Linked DNA regions of Mus musculus: regions 1, 3 and 4 are each linked to region 2. The links are chromatin loops, found by intact Hi-C in ENCODE. Cell type or tissue: left cerebral cortex. All regions are shown on one strand. Region 1 overlaps Fgd4 (FYVE, RhoGEF and PH domain containing 4). Region 2 holds the start of Dnm1l (dynamin 1-like). Region 3 overlaps Fgd4 (FYVE, RhoGEF and PH domain containing 4). Region 4 holds the start of Vpreb1 (pre-B lymphocyte gene 1).

Region 1 (5,000 bases), 200 kb after region 2:
GGAGTATGTCTTAAGTGTACCCAGATATAGATATTTTTTAACTCTAGAAAAGGAAAATACTCATCAGGTTATTTACATAAGGCAGAATAAAAATTCCATTATAAAGTTGTCAGTGAATCACTGCTCAATTAACCCTTTAGGATTAATTGCCCTTCTTGCCACTAGTCCATATCTGTCTGGGATTCTGTGAGGGTTTTGAGCTCCTGTAGGTAAGATAGCTGGGCACTGGGACTGTTTTATATCAAGCCAGGCCATGTTTCCTATTCCTTTTCTATGTGAAGATTTTTCTAAAAGATTTTCATCACACTTAAACTTTGTGTGTTTATTATTTGTTATGCTTGAAACTTGAACAAACAGGATCTTAATGAACGTGCTTTCAAGTCTACCTGCCAACACCTACAACCCTGACGGACATCTACTTACAAGCACCGCCTTGCTAACTGGAACTGGGAAGCAGCAGCTCACTCACACACAGGCACCTGGTGAAGTGAGGTTTTAGTTACCCACTCCATGGCCTAAGTAACTACAGCTAAGGCCCAACTTCACCACTACCCCAGTTCTGGTTTCCAAGATACAGGGTAATTAAAGCAACAATAATGCCACAAATGTACATGATTCGACCTTATAAACCTTAAATTGTTTATTGATTTTGAAGTAATTTTTCCTCAATTACACAAGATTAGCTTCAAACTATAGTTATTAAAGAAGCTTTCAAGTAGATACATGTCTACCATTGTTGAAAGCTGTTTCTTAAAGATAGTATGTACCTAGATTAATTTGCATATTTCAAAAACTGTAAGTGCAGAATACTACATCAACTAGAGTTAATACCAGGAATCCACAAAACAGTCTTCAAAAACTCTTAATGAAATAAAGCATGTTTCCTTGACTAATACTACGGTCAACTCATTCTGTCCTGTTAAAAGAAAGAAAAAAAGCATAGTTCCTGTGCCCACTGACTGTTTCTAGTTCTCTAGGTAGCCACTGGCTCACTAAGATGCACACCCAAGAATACAACATGGTTCAAGTTTGACTGAACTGCACAGGCAAAACCTCTAATTACAGTCTTTCATACAGCACACAAAATGGCAGATCTGCTAAACTCAGGGTGCTAATGCTGGGGTGTCAAGGGCAGGAACACTGACACAAAAGAAGTCTCCAGAGCATACAGCTCGTTTTATTTTACACTTTTATAATTTAGGTCACAGTTTGGGGGAAGGAGACACAATGCTGCCTTACAAAAGACATAGTAGTGCCTTGTTTGAGCTACCAACCTCTGAGCCACAAGGAAAAATGTCAGTCATCCATTTGTTAAAACTAAAATTTCCATCCGCAGCTTACAATATGCAACACACATTTTAAGTAGCTGTGGACAAAAGAAATAACAATGACAAAGGAAGCCCTTGAAAAGCAAGCCATCTTCCTTGGTTTACCCCTCCCTATGGCTGAGCCATCTGTCACTACAGCCCTGTCACATTGTTTCCACAGGCTCTGAAACACTACATCAGCACCACACTTAAAACATGTGGCCCAACATTAACCTTAATTTGAGTATAATCTACAAATGCCACTGATGGAGTCATTTCTCAAATAAGAACAAACATTGAGCATGCTGTAGCCCTGGGTGTATTTCAGCAAGAACACTGGTGTAATTCACTGTAGAAGCCATTACGAGATGACTGTCTATCTGCAACATTCAAGAATCACAGTACACATTCACAGGCAGGAAATATTCTTAAGCATTACAGGATAATTCCAACATGTAATTGTACAGGCTGCCTAAAATTAATAAAAGGCAAGTGTGCAAGCTTTGAGGTGGGGGCGTTCTTACCCAAGAGCTTAGTGCTTCCTTTCCTTGACCACAGAGAGATATGCTCACACTAAATGCCGTACAAATCAGATATGCAATGCTAGGTTACTTACCTTAGAAAAGCTGATTTATTCCTTGTGATTACAAGTCACAAATGGCTGGAGAACAACTCCCTTCATTTGTTCTTCCAGTGAGCAGAATGAAATCTCCCAATAGCCCAGTGCACTGCCGATAATCTCACACTACACAGGCTCCCCTGCTAACCCTATGTTCCCAGCCCCAAAGGATAATCACATTCCGGCAGCGGGGAGTGAACAGATGGTGGATTCCATGGTAACCAGCCCTCCTAAGGCGATTGGTAGAAGTGTGTGACTCAGGCTTCTTGGGTAACAATCACAGTCTTTGTGCTCCCGCCCTGCAAAGCCCCAGTGGAGAAGCATGCACAGTTACTCACAGGGCTTGCTCAGCAGGTGTTTGGCTATATAAACCAGGCAGTGCAGACCAACTAAAAGCTTTCTACAAATTGACGCTTGCCAGGACAAAGTCCTAATGTTTCAGAGAGCCATGCTGCTGACTAAGGATGAAAGGTCGCAGAAACATAACTGCACAAACAGAAAAGTTCACTTGCAAAGTCAAGATAGCATGGTGTAGAAAAGCAAGCTTCGTCAGCGGGTCATTTCCTGATCTATAATTGCCCACAGAACTGAAAACTGGTTTTGTATGTTTAGGGATTTTTAAAGACAAATATATTTAAATATACTGAATATCTTATATTGGAAATAAAGTAAAGTTTTAAACAGCAAATGTTTAAAGAAAAAACTGATTTATTTTTTATTTTTATTTTTATTTTTTGTTCTTTGTTGAATGGGAGGAGAGGCTATGAAGGTTTTTAATGAATATATCTAAAGCCTTAGGTGTTCATGAGAAGCTTGCAATATCTTAGGTTTGCAATGACTGACTTAAATTTGTTTCTGCACACATGAAGATTACATGCTGACTCAGCAGGGAAACTGCCAGTTTCTCAGTTGCATTCACTAAAAAGTCAGAAAATAAGATTGTAGTATGAAAAGCAAATCAATCCTACCACACAGAAAACACACACTGGGATAATTCTTTCCATGGGCACTAAAAATACTACAAGAAAGTAAACTTTTAAAAGGACAAGATAAAAAAGTTAAGATAAACATAAAAAGAAAACAAAGCAGGTAGACTGCACACAGCACTGCAGGCTCACCTGCCCTCCCTCCCTTTATCAGCACTGCATACAGTACTGCAGGCTCACCTGCCCTCCCTCCCTTTATCAGCACTGCACACAGCACTGCAGGCTCACCTGCCCTCCCTCCCTTTATCAGCACTGCACACAGCACTGCAGGCTCACCTGCCCTCCCTCCCTTTATCAGCACTGCACACAGCACTGCAGGTTCACCTGCCCTCCCTCCCTTTATCAGCACTGCACACAGTACTGCAGGCTCACCTGCCCTCCCTCCCTTTATCAGCACTGCACACAGTACTGCAGGCTCACCTGCCCTCCCTCCCTTTATCAGCACTGCACACAGCACTGCAGGCACACCTGCCCTCCCTCCCTTTATCAGCACTGCACACAGTACTGCAGGCTCACCTGCCCTCCCTCCCTTTATCAGCACTGCACACAGTACTGCAGGCTCACCTGCCCTCCCTCCCTTTATCAGTACTGCACACAGTACTGCAGGCTCACCTGCCCTCCCTCCCTTTATCAGCACTCTATACCAAACATTTCAGAGCTCTCTTATTGGCAAAAATATATAATATTTGTAATATTAAAAGGACAAATATAAGTATCCCTTGTAGCTGGAATAAATTTATCCCTATAAGAATAATCAAAAGAACCAAGTAGGATGTTGCTTTAAAGTGTCAGCATTTAGTTTTAGAGAGAGAAAACCACACAACTATTAATATCTCTTGAAAAACAAAACCCATCAGAATTTCATTTCAGCAACAATGACTACAAAAGGAGAAGAAACCTGAAAATAATATTGTCAAGAAATGTGGATGAACTATTTGGGCAAAAACAGCATAAACTCTTACTACAAGAGATTATTAAAATGAGTATAAGGTGTTGAAAGACAGATAGATCCAGTACAAAGATCCTAAGAAAAAGAAAGGATCATAGTTTATTTATAATGTTTTAAGCTTATTTATTCTTTAGACTTCAGGTATAATATGACATATTGTATCTTATGTTCCCATTACCCATTCTTTTTTTTTTGTAATTTTTTTATTACGTATTTTCCTCAATTACATTTCCAATGCTATCCCAAAAGTCCCCCATACCCTCCCCCCCCCACTCCCCTACCCACCCATTCCCACTTTTTGGCCCTGGTGTTCCCCTGTACTGGAGCATATAAAGTTTGCGTGTCCACTGGGCCTCTCTTTCCAGTGATGGCCTACTAGGCCATCTTTTGATACATATGCAGCTAGTCTCCTTCCTTATTTGACTACTTTTTTAAAAGATGGAAATATTAAAGAAAATTTTGTGAGAGAAGTAATAGTATAATGGTTAAAATCATTGACCATTCCAAGCTTCTAAAATTCACTATAAATAAATACACTCTCAATTTCCAAAGCTCTTACTTTAAGACTTGAGAATTTAAGACTCTTAAAATGCCCCGTCTAGTAACTCTTCTACATAGTTAATGTACTGGCTGGTTTTGTGTGTCAACTTGACACAGGCTGGAGTTATCACAGAGAAAGGAGCTTCAGTTGAGGAAATGCCTCCATGAGATCCAACTGTAAGTCAGTTTCTCAATTAGTGATCAAGGTGGGAGGGCCCATTGTGGGTGGTGCCATCCCTGGGCTGGTAGCATTCTATAAGAAAGCAAGCTGAGCAAGCCAGGAGAAGCAAGCCAGTAAGGAACATCTTTCCATGGCCTCTGCATCAGCTCCTGCTTCCTGATCTGCTTGAGTTCCAGTCCTGACTTCCTTTGGTGATGAACAGCAATGTGGAAGTGTAAGCTGAATAAATCCTTTCCTTCCCCAACTTACTTCTTGGTCATGATGTTTGTGCAGGAATAGAAACCCTAAGACAGTTAATAAACCACCCAGGGGCCCATCCGATAATGAGCCACCAAATGCAGACACTATTACATACGCCAGCAAGATTTTGCTAAAAGGACCCAGATATAGCTGTCTCCTGTGAGGCTTTGCCAGAGTC
Region 2 (5,000 bases):
TATAGAGCCTTAGTAAAGTAATGGCACAAAAAGAGATACATAGACCAACAGAACAAAGAAAACAAAAACAGGAGGACATGTGACTACAGCCACCTTCTGATATTTGACAAAGATGCCAAAAACATGCAGTGAAGAAAAGATAGCATCTTCAAGAAATAGTGCTAAGAAAACTGGAAGTCCACATGTAGAAAAACAAAATGAGGATCATATCTGTCTATCACCTTGCACAAAAATCTAACTGCAAATGGATCAAAGACCTAAATGTAAAATCTGAAACCCTGAGACTGCTAGAAGAAAACGTGGGCAGTTCCTTACAGGATATAGGTAGAGAAAATGAGTTTCTGAATAGGATTCCATTTGTCTAAGAATTAAAACTAGCAAGTGGGACCTCATAAAACTAAAAAGCTTCTGTAGAACAACTGAAGAGAAAATTCATAGGATGGGAGAGAATCTTGCCAGCTATATTGCTGAGGGAAACTTAATATACAGAAGATATAAAGAACTGAAAAAAAAAAAAAAAAAACCTCAAGGGTCAAAAAAACTCATTCAAATAATGGACAATAGTTTCTCAAAAGAATCTATTCTTCTGTTCTCAAAAGAATAAGTCAAAATGGCTAAGAAATGTTGATTTAAGTGAATTAAATTAAATTTTAGATAGTAAGATCATCAAAGCTGAGTTTCAAAGGCCTTCCTTCTTCCCTCCATTACTCCTCTACTGGCTAACACTGTTGTGTGTAAGAAAGCCCATCTTGATTTTAATCTCTTTAATCTGATTCACTATATCCCTGATTCTTTTACTGGTTAAAATGTACTTGGAAATCTCTTAAGAGTATAAGGTTTCTGCTCTAAAGCTAGATCACAATTCTTGATTGTTATGAAAGAAAATTAACTAAGTCATCTTTTCTCATTTTATTTACAAAAAATAGTTCTTATTATAAAAGTCCCAATGAAGAGATACTTCAGCAGTTAAGAGAACTTGTTGCTCTTGCAAAGGACCTAAGTTCAGTTCCCAGCATGTTCATGGCAGTTCACAACCATTTGTATGGCAAGTTCCAGAAGATCAGTTGCCTTCTTCTGGCTTCCAAAGGAATTAACAGGCATTTGATACATATACATATACATAAACACAGGCAAATATTCATAAAGTAAAAATTAACTTAAAAACTAAATATCTCGTTACAATGAATAATATGCATCACTGAAAATCTTCTATAAGATCGCAGGAACAAAATACCAAAACAAACAAAAAACCAAATAGTACACTTGATAATTTGGTCTTCGGGCACAGCCAACATCAAGTGTTAATGCTGGATTATGCAGACATGACTGTCCGAAAACTATCTATGCCAACCCAGCAAATGGCCCCAAAATAATTCCTACTGCTTTAAATATTTAAAGGCCAATAATAATAATAAACTACAGGATGGTTTGAAGTATATGGATATCCTCTAATTTATTTCTTCTTATAATATTTATACACTTTCTGTAGTTAAGATGTAGCCATACAACCCATGGAAAACAGAGAAATCACCCATCACCTCAGAAGAAAAGAATATTAACAAATGGGAGCACCTAAAAGTATGTTTATAAAGGGGCTGGGGAGATGGCTTGGAGGTTAAGAGCAAAGGCTGCTCTTTTAGAGGACCTGGTTTCCAGCACCCACATGGCATCTCACAATCATTTGTAACTCCAGTTTCGGGGATCATATACTTTCTTCTAACCAGCACCAGGGAAAACACTCACATCATAAAAATTAAAAAAAAAAAAAATTCTGGGCATGGTAGTTTTTCAGTCAAGGGAGCTGAAGCAGGGGGAGTGCTATGAGTTTCAGCCAATTCAGGTAACAAGGTAAATTCTTAGCCAGCTTGAAGTACAGAGTAGGGCTCATCTCAAAAACAATTCTCGCCAGGTGTAGTGGCACACGCCTTTAATCCCTGCACTCGGGAGGTTGAGGCAGGCGGATTTCTGAGTTCGAGGCCAGCCTGGCCAAAGTGAGTTCCAGGACAGCCAGGGCTATACAGAGAAACCCTGTCTCGACGCCCCCCCCCCAAAAAAAAACAAAAACAAAAACAAAACAAAACAATTCTCCCCAGGAGGATAGAGGCACTGAATGGTCTTCCAGAAGTCAATTCCCAGCAACCACATGGTGGCATGGTGGCTCACAACCATCCATAATGGGATCTGATGCCCTCTTTTGGTGTGTCTGAAGACAGCGACGGCGTACTCACAAACATTAAAACAAACAAAACCAACAAAAAACGCCCTCCTCCCCTAAAGTTCTGTTGCTCCTCTTCAGTTCAAAGCAGGCATTTTTTTAAAAAATGAAACTCACATATCTCTGCTATTCTAGATATCTATTCAACATTCTTTCATACAAAATTTGGACTTATCGCCAATACCCCACATAAGGCCTGAGAACCTTATACCAAATTTGGGTCACAGTAACAAAATTACAAACACCAAAGTCATGGTGCTCCTTCCTAACTTTAGGCCTCCAACTACACCCGGGATTTTCTTTTAATCTTATTTTTACTTTGTAATAGCTCCGTGGGCCACCGACTCACCACTAGCTTGCTGCCTGTCTGCTCACAGCAACTCCTGAGTCCGTCGCGTCCTCAGCGGCCGGAAGGAAGCGACAGCCGCCCACACGCCCGCCCGCGCGTCCCCCGAGTGCCCTTGGGCCAAGCCGCGCCGGGCTGTAGGCTGCAGGGCCACTCAGTCCCGCTGAGCGCCCGGGAGCAGAGCGGAGCGCCGAGCTGCCGGCCTCCTCCTGGCGACACCTGCAGGCCTGCGGCCGAGCCAGGCCTCGCAATCGCGGCCTCATCTTACCTGCGTTCCCACTACGACGATCTGAGGCAGCTGGATGATGTCCGCACCCACTGTGTTGAAGACGTCCTGCAGCTTATTGATGACCGGGATCAGCGCCTCCATGACCCCCGAAACACTGGACCCCCAACCCAGCAGGCCACTGCAATGAATGGGGACTCGACCCACAGCCCGCTTGCTTCCTCTTCTCCTCCGCCCTTTCCTCGGGAGCCCGCACCCATTGGGCCGGGCCAGCACCCAGCCCGCTCCCGGCAGGCCACGCGCCACGACAGAGGTGGGCGCGCAAAGGCTGCCGGGAGATGTAGTTCAGGCTGAGTGGAACGCGAAGGCCTATTCTAGAAGGTTTCAGGTATCGACCTGAACTGGGCGGGTAAGGAAGCTGAGACCGTGAATCTGAGTCTACTATAGTCAAAATGCTAGCTAACAGCTAGATGAATAATGATTGTTAGAGTGTTATGTATGAGTATGCCTCCAGGAGTTGGGACACACCAATTTTATGGACAACCATGGAAGACTTAGACAAAAGGTTAACAAGGTCTGTACTACATAGTGAAATCCTGTGTTTATAAGAAGGGATAGAGTCGCCGGGCAGTGATGGCGCATGCCTTTATCCCAGCACTTGGGAGGCAGAGGCAGGCGAATTTCTGAGTTCGAGGCTAGCCTGGTCTACAGAATGAGTTCCAGGACAGCCAGGGCTACACAGAGAAACCCTGTCTCGAACCCCCCCCCCCTTCCAAAATAGGGATAGAGTCTATTAATTAACCAATGTCATTTCCTTATGAGAAGTACTACTTTATGAAGAGCAATCAAGGAAACTATAGGAAAACTTAAAAGAATGTCTCCAGACATTTCTACCGCTCCAGCCTACCCACCAAGAGAGTTTATCTGGTCAAAGTTCTGAGAGTGAATGATAAGCCCTTAGAACTAGACATTCGTATCACACACACCAACTACGACTTAAGGTACAATGCAGAAATGAAGGCAGAAAGAATATAAGAAACCAAGGATTGAGCAGCTGTCATCTACTTACAAAGCTGTAGTTGTAGCCTGAATACATAGCACTATATACCTGCACAAGATTGGGCCCTCCAGCTATCTATCATAGAAACAGGAGGTGCCCATGAAGCTCCATTCTTTCTAAAGGAGCAGTAACTGTGAATGTTTGCTGGAGTTGGGGATTAGCTTTTTCTATTAGTATACCCACTAGGACTAATAGGTGGGAAGAAGGAGTCCTAGAAAGGAAGGGGGAATATCAGAGGGTAATGAGGGTACCAAAATAATCACAATATACTGGATTTTAAGACTGTTAAACATAAATAAAACAGTAACTCAGAGCCACAAACTCCCCAGCCTGAGAGGAGTGAAAAGCCAAGCAAAACTTGTTGCTATCTATTCATGATAGCCATGAGCACTCATAGTCACAAAGTTGTGGATTGTATAACTGGAGGGGTTACTTACCATTCACCTGCAACATATGCCATAGGAGACAGGCTTTACTGTTCAGAACACAGATGGTGGCTGGTTAATAAGTTTTGAAAAACACATAAATGAAAGACTCTGAAGATCCAGAAGTGATTTTTGGACATCTTGGCAAATGTTGTGACCTTCCCTTTTGTCTTTTAAAAACAAAGATTTCAGAATCCAAAACCAAGTGCAGCAGCATATATGTAACCTCAGACTGAGAAGGCAGAGGCAAGAGTCAGCTCTATTGTCTCCATAGTGAGCTCCAGCCTAGCCAGAGATAAATAAAGTACCCTAGGAAAAATGATGCATTTATACTTGATTTTCCTTTGTCTTTTACTGTGTGCTAAGAGCTAGTTTGGTAAAATTGATATACATACATATTACCAAAGCCAACATGTCATAGATTGGTATGGTATATGTTCCTACTCAAATTATCTTTTCTCTGGTAACAGAACACATATAGTCTTATATATTATCATGTAGCTTTTTGTAAGAGAAAAAATAATCCCACAGGCAGTGCTTAAGAAAGTCTACCAGTACATTACTGCCAGGATTGCCCAGAGCAATCAGACATAAGAGGAAAGAAACAGGAAGGGATGAGGCCTAAATATTATTACACACACACACACACACACACACACACACACACACACACACACACACACACAAAGATAATCTGAAAGTAGACACAGGCCCCCATTCCTAACTCA
Region 3 (5,000 bases), 230 kb after region 2:
AACGAACAGGAAAGCAACACACACCAAGAAATACAGAATGGTATAAGGGGATACTTTGAAAACATGTACTTCATTAAGTTGGAAAATCTAAGAGATGGATGAGTTCCTTGACTCATCCAAACTGCCAAAGTTAAATCAAGAAGAGTCCAACAATCTAAGCAGAGACACAGCACAGAGGGAGAGTAAGACAGCAATAAAAATCCTGCCAACTCAAAACCAACCAAACAAACAGGTGCAGACAGATTTCCAGCAGAATATTAGCAGACTTTGAAACCAATCCTTCTTAAACTCTTGAAAGAAAGAAAGAAAGAAAGAAAGAAAGAAAGAAAGAAAGAAAGAAAGGAAGGAAGAAAGGAAGGAGGGAGTGGGGAGGGGAGGGAGGAAGCCGGGAGGGGGGGGGAGAGAGAGGGGGGGAGGAAGAGGAGGAGGGAGGGAGGGAGGGGTAGGGAAGGAAGCACTAGAAGGCTCCTCAGGCATTAAGGCCCAGCAGAGCCTGCTATAGCAGCTCCCTACTGGGGGCAACTTGTCTAGCACTGATGGTTATCCCTAGCAGTCCTGCTGGGATCTGTGTTTTACCAACATCCAGTCCAGGGCTGCTGCAAATCTTACACTGCTAGTTCCCAATCCAGCATATAAAAAGCAAAAACAAAAGGAATTTAATGGTATTTTTGGAGGGTTTGTTTGCTTGCTTGCTTATTTGTCTCATATTGCTTTGTTTGGACACAGGTACACAGAATAGATATATTTACTGCAGATACAGAAGTTCACAGGATACTTACATTTAGAAACACAAGTACACACAGCTTCCTATTAGACTATGGGAACAATGCTTCAAAGCTACTTCTAAAGGGACTGCCTGCTCTCATACAACCAAGTAGAAAAGCATTGTATATTCAATTTTTATAGTTATACTACTGCAAAAACATCTATTGCCATGACAAACAAAAGGAAGACAGCTTTAAAAAGCTTTCATCTTAAAAGTTTTTCATCTTGATTTGGTTGTAAACACAGATCACTAAAATAAGTACAGTTATAAAAAAAAGAATGACTAGGAAAAGGGTAGGCAGGTACGAAAGGAAAGCATCTACATATTCCATATATGGCTCCTATTTAATACACACAGCCTAGTGCAATAGCTCCTATGACATTGAATGGTGCGGTAAGAAAGCCTATTTTCTGACATTTAGAGAACTGGAGAGTATAGTTATCAACACATATTGACTTGTTGATCTGGCTTGAGCCATATAGAGCCTATGTGAAGGACTATGGGCAATCAGATCTAGAACATGTTCTAGTCACTAACCCCTCTCCATAGATAACAACTCATGAGCAACAGCACGACAACAGCTACTGGAATGAACTAGAAACCAAGCAACAAGATTGTCAAGGACTGTGTGTGTGTGTGTGTGTGTGTGTGTGTGTGCAGGTGTGGGTGAAGGTACATGCATGTGCAGGTGCATGTGGGATGCAGAGGACAACCTCACATCAGTTGTGTCTCAACATTTTTGTCTGTTGTTTGTGTTGAGAAAAGTTTTCTTGTTAATACGCAAATCAGGCTGCAGGCTAGGTTGGCCGGTCAGCAAGCACCAGAGATCTGCCTGCATCTAATACCTGGCACAAAACCAAACCAAAACCGTCAGTCCAGGAACTGAAGTGCTGCAGGGCGAGCACTGTGCTGACTGAGATACCTTCCCTGTCATGTGGACTTCCTTTGAATTTACAAGTTTCCACAGTTAACATTCATGCTTTTTAAGTGATAAGGCCCAAGTAACACATTTCACAAGGAGATTTAGAATAGCAAATAAATGGCACCACATGCTAAGGCATTGCAATGCTAACTGCATATGCAGTTCTGTGACTCTACCTCCTAGACCCTGATAGCCACTGACAGGCTTCCTTAGCCTGAAGGTCACCTCTCCACTGCCACCTGGTGGCAAGAGGATTCACAGACCTGAAGATCAAATACTGCCTTCTGTTAACAGACATTTACTATCAGCTTTGCATTCCAGAGCCAAGGAGGGCAGAGCCCAAACACAAGGACTTGTCCTTCATCTTTCCAAAGCTTGTTTGCATGAAGACAAACTTCATTTCTATATAATCCTCCAATTCAGAAGCATCCACTAAAAAATGGTAAAATACACTGTGCATAGGATTTTAAAGAAACCTGAAAGCAGAAAGTGGCTTCATCTAGCAATGGACTCAAAGCTGTTCTGCTGAATAACTCTGGGGCTGGGGAGGGCTTGAATTAACACATGACCTGTGCAGTAGTGGAACCAGGTCATGCTCAGGATCCCTTTACAATATTCATCACTACTTCATGTGTCTTGGAGTTCACTGCCCAAAGAGTGTCAAAACTTCCCTTTAATACTATCTTAGCACAAGAAGTGCCCTGGTTTAGGTAAAGATCCAGAAAATAGTTTTAAAATATTTAGTCTGTATTTATAATGTATGTCTGTGGTTTTGTGCATTCACATGGTTTGCAGGTAAACATGCTTGTATGCAGACTCAGGGCCAGCAGAGGCATCAGGTGCCCAACTCAATCATTCTCCACATTATTTCCTAGGGACAGAGCCTCACACTAAGGATGAGGCTGACTGGTGGTCAGCCAGCTGCAATGGTCCTCCATACCCAGCTTCTTATTTGGGTGCTGGGAATTGTAACTCTAAGACTTTATACTTGCACAACAAGTATGCTTACCCACTGAGCCATCTCCATTGCCCCTTTTTAAAATTATTCAAACTTCTAATAACCATTGTCACTAAAATGTCAAGTTGAATATAGCTTCTTTCTTTTTTGAGAAGTTTATATGTGAGTATTCTATATTATTTTCCCTCCCTTCCCTCCCTCCAACTCCTCCCATGCCATCCTATTCCTGCTCAAATCCATGCCCCCATATCTTCAATTATAATGTGTATATACATAATATATATTACATGTAATATAATACATTATACATGTAAACTTACAAAAACAACTTCCTGAGGTCATTTAGTATTGCTAAAATGTATATGCATTTAGGTCTGATCACTTGGAATTGAAAAACCTATCAGGGGTTCATCCCTTGAGAAGAATGATGTCAGTCTCTCAACAAGTCATTAGTTGCCCACAGGTTTTTATCTAGGGATTGGGACTTGTGAGATTTCTACCGGTATACATTGACATGGCAACTGGTGTTGCCATTTACAGGTCTTACTGTTGTACAGACAACCATACTGTTGAGATTTCATAAATGCAGATTCCCTACCATGTACATAAGATACCACCTCACAGCAGATATCTTGTACAGATTGCCACTGCCTGAGTCACCTGTGATATAACTCCACAGAGCCTCTGAAGAATACCTTCATTGAGTACAACATCAGGATAACACAATCCACCATTACTAGTACTTCTTGGACATGTTGGTAGCATTTTCTCCCTTACTGTCACCAGATTTCTTACCAAGATGAGGGTAAATGAGAAGATTCAAAACATTTTTGCATTAATACTAGTCTAGAATTTTCTTTATTTTTACTAACATCTGGAAACTTAGATAAAAATCAAAGGTTTTTGTTTTTAGGACTGAAACTTGATATGAAGTTCAGTCTAGCCTCAAATTCATAGCAATCCTTCTGCTTCTGTCTCTCAGAGTGCTGGATTAAAGGAGTATACAACCATGCATGGTTCGAGTTTAATTTTAAGTAAATGAATATAGTACTGCCTCCTGAAAGAAAAATAGAGAAAGCAAATGCTAATGTATAGGAGCACATTAGAATACAGTGGCAGAAAAGGCTCACGAACCTTAGCAAGTAGATGACCGGGTAATGAAAGCTAACTGCCTGAAGGCAGAGAATGAAGATGTCAATATTTATAAGTGTGGTTAGCTATATTCAAAGAGAAGTCAGGATTATTTTTCTTATTTTTGTGTCAAATTTTATATTAGTGCAAAATAACTTTAAACATTAATGTTACTACCCAACTATAAAGATGATTACATATTACAGGCATCTGCTGTTTACGATGGATAGCCAGACAAAGATACTATTAGGATAAAGTAGAAAAGAAAAATTGCTAACTGCAGTAGACAATAGGTGTCCAAATCACAATACATCTGTAGTTGATGGCACCCAAATGGCAAACCTTGGCATAAGCACTGGTGGCTCCTTAAGGCACCATATTTTGCTACCACAGTTATTTAACACCTCACTGATAACTTGGTATAAATTATTTGATATCCATAAACCAAAACAGCATTACAATTTAGAAGGCTACAGTTAAAGCTTTACAATGAGAAAGTAACAATTACAAAGCACAGTTTATAAATGATGTGAACACACATCCACTTTAAAAAGACACAGTGCTCTTAGAGCTTTGCCAGGTTTTCTGTTTTGTTTGTTTGTTTTGTTTTGTTTTTAATGGAGTTTCTCCATGCTCTGTAAAAATTCTGTCTCAGACTTCTAAGAGCTGAGATTACAGGCACATTCCATCACAACTGAAGAGCCATTTTAGCTACTTGAACATTTATATGTTATCCTACTTGCATTTGGTTCAAAACTAACTCCCCCAAAATACTTTTTATATCTGAATATTGTACTAACAAAAACAAATATAGGAATATTAATATATTAAATATGATGAGTAACTTATTAACCCCAGACATAGGAACAAATAATATGTACTAGTACATTCATTAGATTCTTGTGTAGAATCAATTAATCATATGTTAAAACTCAACAATAATGATAATGATAAAAATTTAAGTTATTTTATTAGAGAAAATCAGTCGTTTTCTTTACCTTAGTCACTAGCATTTTCAAATACCATTGTTAATATATCTGAGAAATATATCATGAAAAAGAGCTAACATACAAGACCTACACTGAAATATTGACTTTGTAATATATTCTAATCTTGGGAAGTGTGATGGGTAATTCCAATAACAGTATTTAAAATTAGCAAAAAAGACAGGCCTTTGGACCTACTTGTGAGCAACTATCTATTTTAGGTTAACCTGAGTTTAT
Region 4 (5,000 bases), 510 kb after region 2:
CTAGGTAACACAAAGGTCTGTCCATCCCAAATCATCACTCTAGTAACAATGAGGTAAACCTGCTCCACACCTGTCACTTGGCACCTGCTCTCCCCCAAAGTAGAGGCCCAGGGATGGCATTTGCTGGGCTCCTTTGCTCGGTAACTGTGGAGATGACAACAGGAGACCCCATCCTTTGCAAGAAGGTCCCCCTCCAAGATGCTTTTATCATCCATTTGCCCCGTGATCATAACAATAGGGTTCAGACAAATGTTCTGCCTCAGAGATGGGTACCTGGCCAAACTGAGCATGACCTTTGACCTAGCCAGCTCTTAAACTTGTTCTGAGATCACAAACCAGCCAGACCAAATTCAGTAAAAACAGCTTTAATTCTACAATCCAGCCTCCAATGGGGGCTCATAGCAACACCGCAGAACAAGGAAAAGCTGCATAATTCCATCTTCTAGGCTCTGCAAAACCTCACGTTCTACCCCTCCTTCCCATACCAGACTAGCCGAGCAAAGCAAACTCTGTCTTCAGTTCAGGGTCTGAATGTCTCCAGAGCCTAAGATCCCAAATCTGTATACGACTTTTCTCCTTCCCACTCCCTCTCCATCCTCTTCTTTTCCTGGCTCCGGAGCCCCACGGCACAGTAATACACAGCCTCGTCCTCAGGCTGCAGTTCAGAGATGCTCAGATACCCCAGGTTCCTGGTCGTATCTTTGGACCCGGAGAAGCGAGGTGGGATATCGGGACCCTGGTGCTTGTCTGAGTGTGAGAAGTATCTCAGCAGGAACCTGGGAGGGTGGCCCGGCCTCTGCTGGTACCAGTAAATGCTGTAAATGCCAATGTTATGGTCGTTGCTCAGGGTACAGGAGAGGCGGATGGTGGCTCCAAGGGAAGAAGATGCTAATGGTGGCTGATGCACCATGGGCTGAGGGCCACAACCTGAGAAGATAGAAGCATGTCCATCACTGGGGCAGAGCAAGGCCATAGGAGGAGCAAAGAAGCCCTGGGCCCCAAGAGTTTCCTTACCTGTGAGATAGGCCAGCAGCATGAGCAGGACAGACGTCCAGGCCATGGCTCCAGACCTGCAGCACCCTGCCCCCTACAGCCACTGCTCCTGGGCCCTGACCAGCTGGGAAGCACTCTCCTCCCTGCTTTGGGGAGAGGGTCACTGCACCCCTGGTTCCTGCTCACCACCCTCCCAGGCTTTCTGGGCTCTGTGACTCTGTCACTTACCAGAATGGTCTAATGGAAGCCTTTGTGGCTCTGGGTTTGACCCAGGGAAGCATTCTGGGAGGAAGCACCTGCTGGAACGTCATGGGCCAGAACCCAGGACTGCGGGCTTGTCTCCCTGAGGGAGAGTGACCTCAACTCCCCTTGAGAGGCTGAGCCCCAAATAAGCAGATCTGTAGTTCACTTTAAATGCCTGGTAAAGGGGACAAGAGTTTTCTCCTTAAACCTAAGCCTCATATCAGACCCCAAATATGTGTGGGAGCAGTCACTGGGCCTCTTTAGATGTTCCTCTACCATATGTGAGCACACTAAATAAATCTCCTTCCTCTGCTTTTTAGTATTATCTCTTTTAATTACATTTTTATTTTCATTTCTTTTGTGTTCACATGGCCAGCTTGGCAGCCACTGTCTGCCTGCTGAGCCATCTTATAGGTTTCTTACTTGTCTCGTTGACAAGTTGGGGCTGTCATAGCCAGTCTTGGTAACAAAAGGATGGCTTAAAAACATAAGTTTGAGGCCAGCCTGGGTCCACAGTGAGTTCCAGTGAGTTCCAGGATGGCCTTGGCTACATAATGAGACAATCTGAATATATACATACATATATATATATATATATTTTTTTTTTTTTTTAAGACAGGATCCCACTATTTTGCTCTGGCTGGCTATTCTGGAACTCAATGTGCAGATGAGGCTGGCCTCGAACTCACTGAAATCTGCCTTTCTCTGCCTCCCAAGTGCCGAGATCAAAGTTGTGAGCCACCATACCAGGCTATTAAAAAACGGTATGCTAATAAAGTCATCAAAACTATTTTAAAACTTCCATAATTCTAATACTCTAAAAAAATTACATATTATCTTCCAGATACATTAACACAAGTAGTGTGGTCTTCAAAATTTTAAAAGGTGCTTTGTTTTGTTTTGTCTTGTATAGCCTATAGTCCCAAGCTGGAATGAAATTCACTATGTAGCCCTGAATGACCTCTAACTCGCTGTCTCAACCTTCTGATTGCTTGATTCCTGGTAAGAGCCACCATCCCGCTCACAGATGTTGCTAACACTGAAAAAGCCTGCTATCTGAAATGTTTAAATTATTTTAATTATTGGGCTGGTTAAGTGGTTAAGGACCTGGGTTCAATTCCCAGTACCCATATGGCAGCTCACAACTATCCCCAGTTCCAGGGAATTTGACACCCCCGCACGGATGTGCATATGCAAGCAAAACACCAATGCATATCAAATAAAAATAAACTTTACATTTTTATTTTAATCATTAATTGCATATTTTCATCAGTTCTCGTAATCATACTGACAATCGTCATTAATGTCTTCTCCGGATGATTTTTTGGAGACACAATGGAGACTTGGGGAGCCCCTGCTGCTCCCAACAGGAAGCAGACAGCAAGGCACCCGGAACTCACCAGCCTCGGAACTTGCAGACACCTTAGTGTCGACATCGGAGGGCAGATGAGGGGACGCCACAGACGGACAGAGCCGGAAGTGAGTTCGTGAGTGGCCACCGGGGAAAGCACAGCCGGAGCGAGAGGCGCAGCGGCACGGCGGGTGAGCAGTGGGATGCTGGCTGCTCGAGGAAGCGGAAGACGCTGGCTTTCCCCAGGCATTTCCGGAATGGTAGCAGCGCTCCGACCCGGGCGGGGGCGTGGGGGAGGGTCCTGCCCTGGCGCGGCTTTTTCGCCATCCAGCCCTCGCCGTGGGGCCTCTGGGCGGCGGTGGAGCCGCGTTTAGTGGGCAGTGGTCGCTTTTCCAACGAGCTCCCCGCGGCCCCGAGGTGAGACGTTTCCCCCTAGTTGAGGGTAGGGAAACCGGCTCAGGGAAGTTGTGCTGCCCACAGAGGCTCAGGCCTGCGGTTTGCGTTCTTATCCGAAGGTTCCACTCGCTGCCTCCCGGAGCCTGCTCTGTCTGGAGACCCAGGCTGTTCTCGGACTTGATCTCTGCAGATTAGGAGAAAACTTGGGTAAACCAATGAGCTAGAGTCGAGGGCCAGCTAGTTATGCATAGGGAAGAACGGATGACCTCTCTTAACCTATTTGGAACCCGGCCTTTGGGAACAGGACTGTGAAAAGCCAGGACGACTTGGATTTGATAGCCAGAGAAAGGGGGGAATTTTCACCGTTCGCCAAGGTCCCTTGTCGCTAGTCTGAATTGTTATGCACTGCGATTTATTCTGGCTTTTTAAACTAGGATGATGAGATGGCTCAGCGCTCTTACAACCAAGGTTCCGACCCCGGGAACTCACGTTGTAAAAAGAGAGAGCTGAATCCCACAATTTGTCTTCTGACCTGTGACCGGCAGCATGTGCGTGCCCATACATATCCACACACAAAATAACTGTTTATTTGTTTGTTTAACTTTAACTCCTATTTTATAGCAATGTTGGTAGACAGAGCTGCAGCATACTAGATACAAAGAAGGAGTTAAGAGACAGGCTTATTTTCCTGGATCTGTAGGTGATTAAAAGTCACTGAAGTGTTAAATTCTTAGATTTCCCATGCTTTGCTGACCCCTTTTGGGGCTCCTCAAGTTAAATCCACTACTACATAATACAAAAAGAAACCTCCATATTTACAGTGCTTTCCAAGGGACACTGATTAGTGAGGTGTGGCAAAGAATGGGCAGGTTGTCTTGCTATTCTCTCTTTGCAATCCACACCTAAATAGCCCTTTGCTTACCTAACTCCAGAATAGGACAAACTATAGTGTCAGAGCCTTGGCAGAAAAGACTTGGTATATCATGTAGGTTTATGTTAAGGAGTCTTATTTAAGTGATCATATATAAAAATTTTGGCTAGACATTTTGGTGTACTCCTGAATTCCCAGCACTCAGGAGTTGAAGATAGGAAGATCAAGGCCGTAGTGGCTATATAGTTAAGAGGCCAGCCTTGGCCACACAAGACGCTGTCTTTGCCCAATACACACACATACACACACACACACACACAGCAAAAGCTTAAGTGAATAGTGTTGTTTCAGAGTCACAAAGTGTGAGTGTGGTGTGTAGGTGATGCTTATAAGCCATCAAGTCCAGGTTTTCTCATTGGTTTTCACTTTGAAATGGAAGATGAGCCTTAATTAGGGAAGTCTTGACATTAATCACAGTTACAAAAGCTCTCTAGAGTAGAATCTGGTCTAGGTAAAGGGAAATGTTCCTGTCAAGGCCCTGGATTGTCTAGTTCTGTACCTTAAAAGAAGAAAAAAAAAATGTTTTAAACAGCTTATTGCTATGTAACTGAGTATAGCCTAAAACTCAAGCTTCCCCTGCCGCATCCAGCCTCGTGAAAGATGCAGTTACAGGTGTATGCCAGCATACTTGGCATTAGAAATCTTTTTTCTTCCTTTGAAATAGTGATAGAGCATTACAAAGTCCCCTTGTGCTGAAGTGCTAAAACTACTTACTTGTTTTGAGTCAAAGCTGAAGATAAATGTATATTCAAAGTGGACGGCAGCTGCATAGCCTGGCAAGTGGACGGCAGCTGAGAGCGAGTTGTGCCTTTCTATTACTGACCTTTACCTGGATATGTGACAGAGTCCGGCTAAGGCAGCGTGTCTGTGTCTGAAGGGACTTGTCAGTCTAGTCAATAATTTGGATCTTAGGTTGTAGAAGAGAAGAAGAGATACAAAATTCCCAAAACTTGGAAACCAGAGAGAAAGAATGCCTAGAAATAGAAGTGTTTGCTGGCAGTAACGTTAGGTGTTGCTGCTGTTGCTACTGCTGCTGCTGTTTTTAATGTGATGAGGTCTCACTGTGTAGCCCTGACTGTCCTGGAA

Evidence for each region. Peaks named below come from ENCODE experiments on the same cell type or tissue, not always from the same donor. Only the 100,000 strongest peaks of a DNase experiment are listed, where the experiment ranks them.
Region 1: a loop joins it to region 2, with 3 times the contacts of the local background. A loop is called at or near these places in 3 of 42 quality-filtered maps.
Region 3: a loop joins it to region 2, with 2.5 times the contacts of the local background. A loop is called at or near these places in 14 of 42 quality-filtered maps.
Region 4: it touches region 2 in a loop (4-fold over the local background); 3 of 42 quality-filtered maps call a loop at or near these places.

The regions. Positions count from the first base shown.
Region 1 is chr16:16,558,114-16,563,113 of GRCm38, forward strand. The region is part of intron 1 of Fgd4 (FYVE, RhoGEF and PH domain containing 4); the gene reads right to left. Among named protein-coding and RNA genes, the nearest start is that of Fgd4, 39 kb to the right of the region's middle. In left cerebral cortex, a CTCF peak has its summit at 2,246; DNase peaks (open chromatin) are centred at 405, 1,496, 1,693 and 2,155; H3K4me3 peaks cover 2,588 bases; H3K27ac peaks cover 1,894 bases.
Region 2 is chr16:16,355,935-16,360,934 of GRCm38, forward strand. Dnm1l (dynamin 1-like) reads right to left here and starts at 3,097. Exons shown (of 21, transcript NM_001360008.1): 1 at 2,830-3,097. The coding sequence starts at 2,931. In left cerebral cortex, CTCF peaks have their summits at 2,165 (motif pointing left) and 2,748 (motif pointing left); DNase peaks (open chromatin) are centred at 2,170, 2,678 and 3,057; H3K4me3 peaks cover 1,796 bases; H3K27ac peaks cover 1,044 bases.
Region 3 is chr16:16,582,924-16,587,923 of GRCm38, forward strand. The region is part of intron 1 of Fgd4 (FYVE, RhoGEF and PH domain containing 4); the gene reads right to left. Among named protein-coding and RNA genes, the nearest start is that of Fgd4, 15 kb to the right of the region's middle. In left cerebral cortex, a CTCF peak has its summit at 1,930 (motif pointing left); a DNase peak (open chromatin) is centred at 1,921.
Region 4 is chr16:16,868,052-16,873,051 of GRCm38, forward strand. Vpreb1 (pre-B lymphocyte gene 1) reads right to left here and starts at 1,204. Exons shown (of 2, transcript NM_016982.2): 1 at 1,015-1,204; 2 at 350-927. The coding sequence starts at 1,060. The coding sequence ends at 545. It overlaps Top3b (topoisomerase (DNA) III beta), which reads left to right and starts at 2,685. Exons shown (of 18, transcript NM_011624.3): 1 at 2,685-3,004. In left cerebral cortex, a CTCF peak has its summit at 2,624; DNase peaks (open chromatin) are centred at 2,702 and 3,092; H3K4me3 peaks cover 1,731 bases; H3K27ac peaks cover 1,272 bases.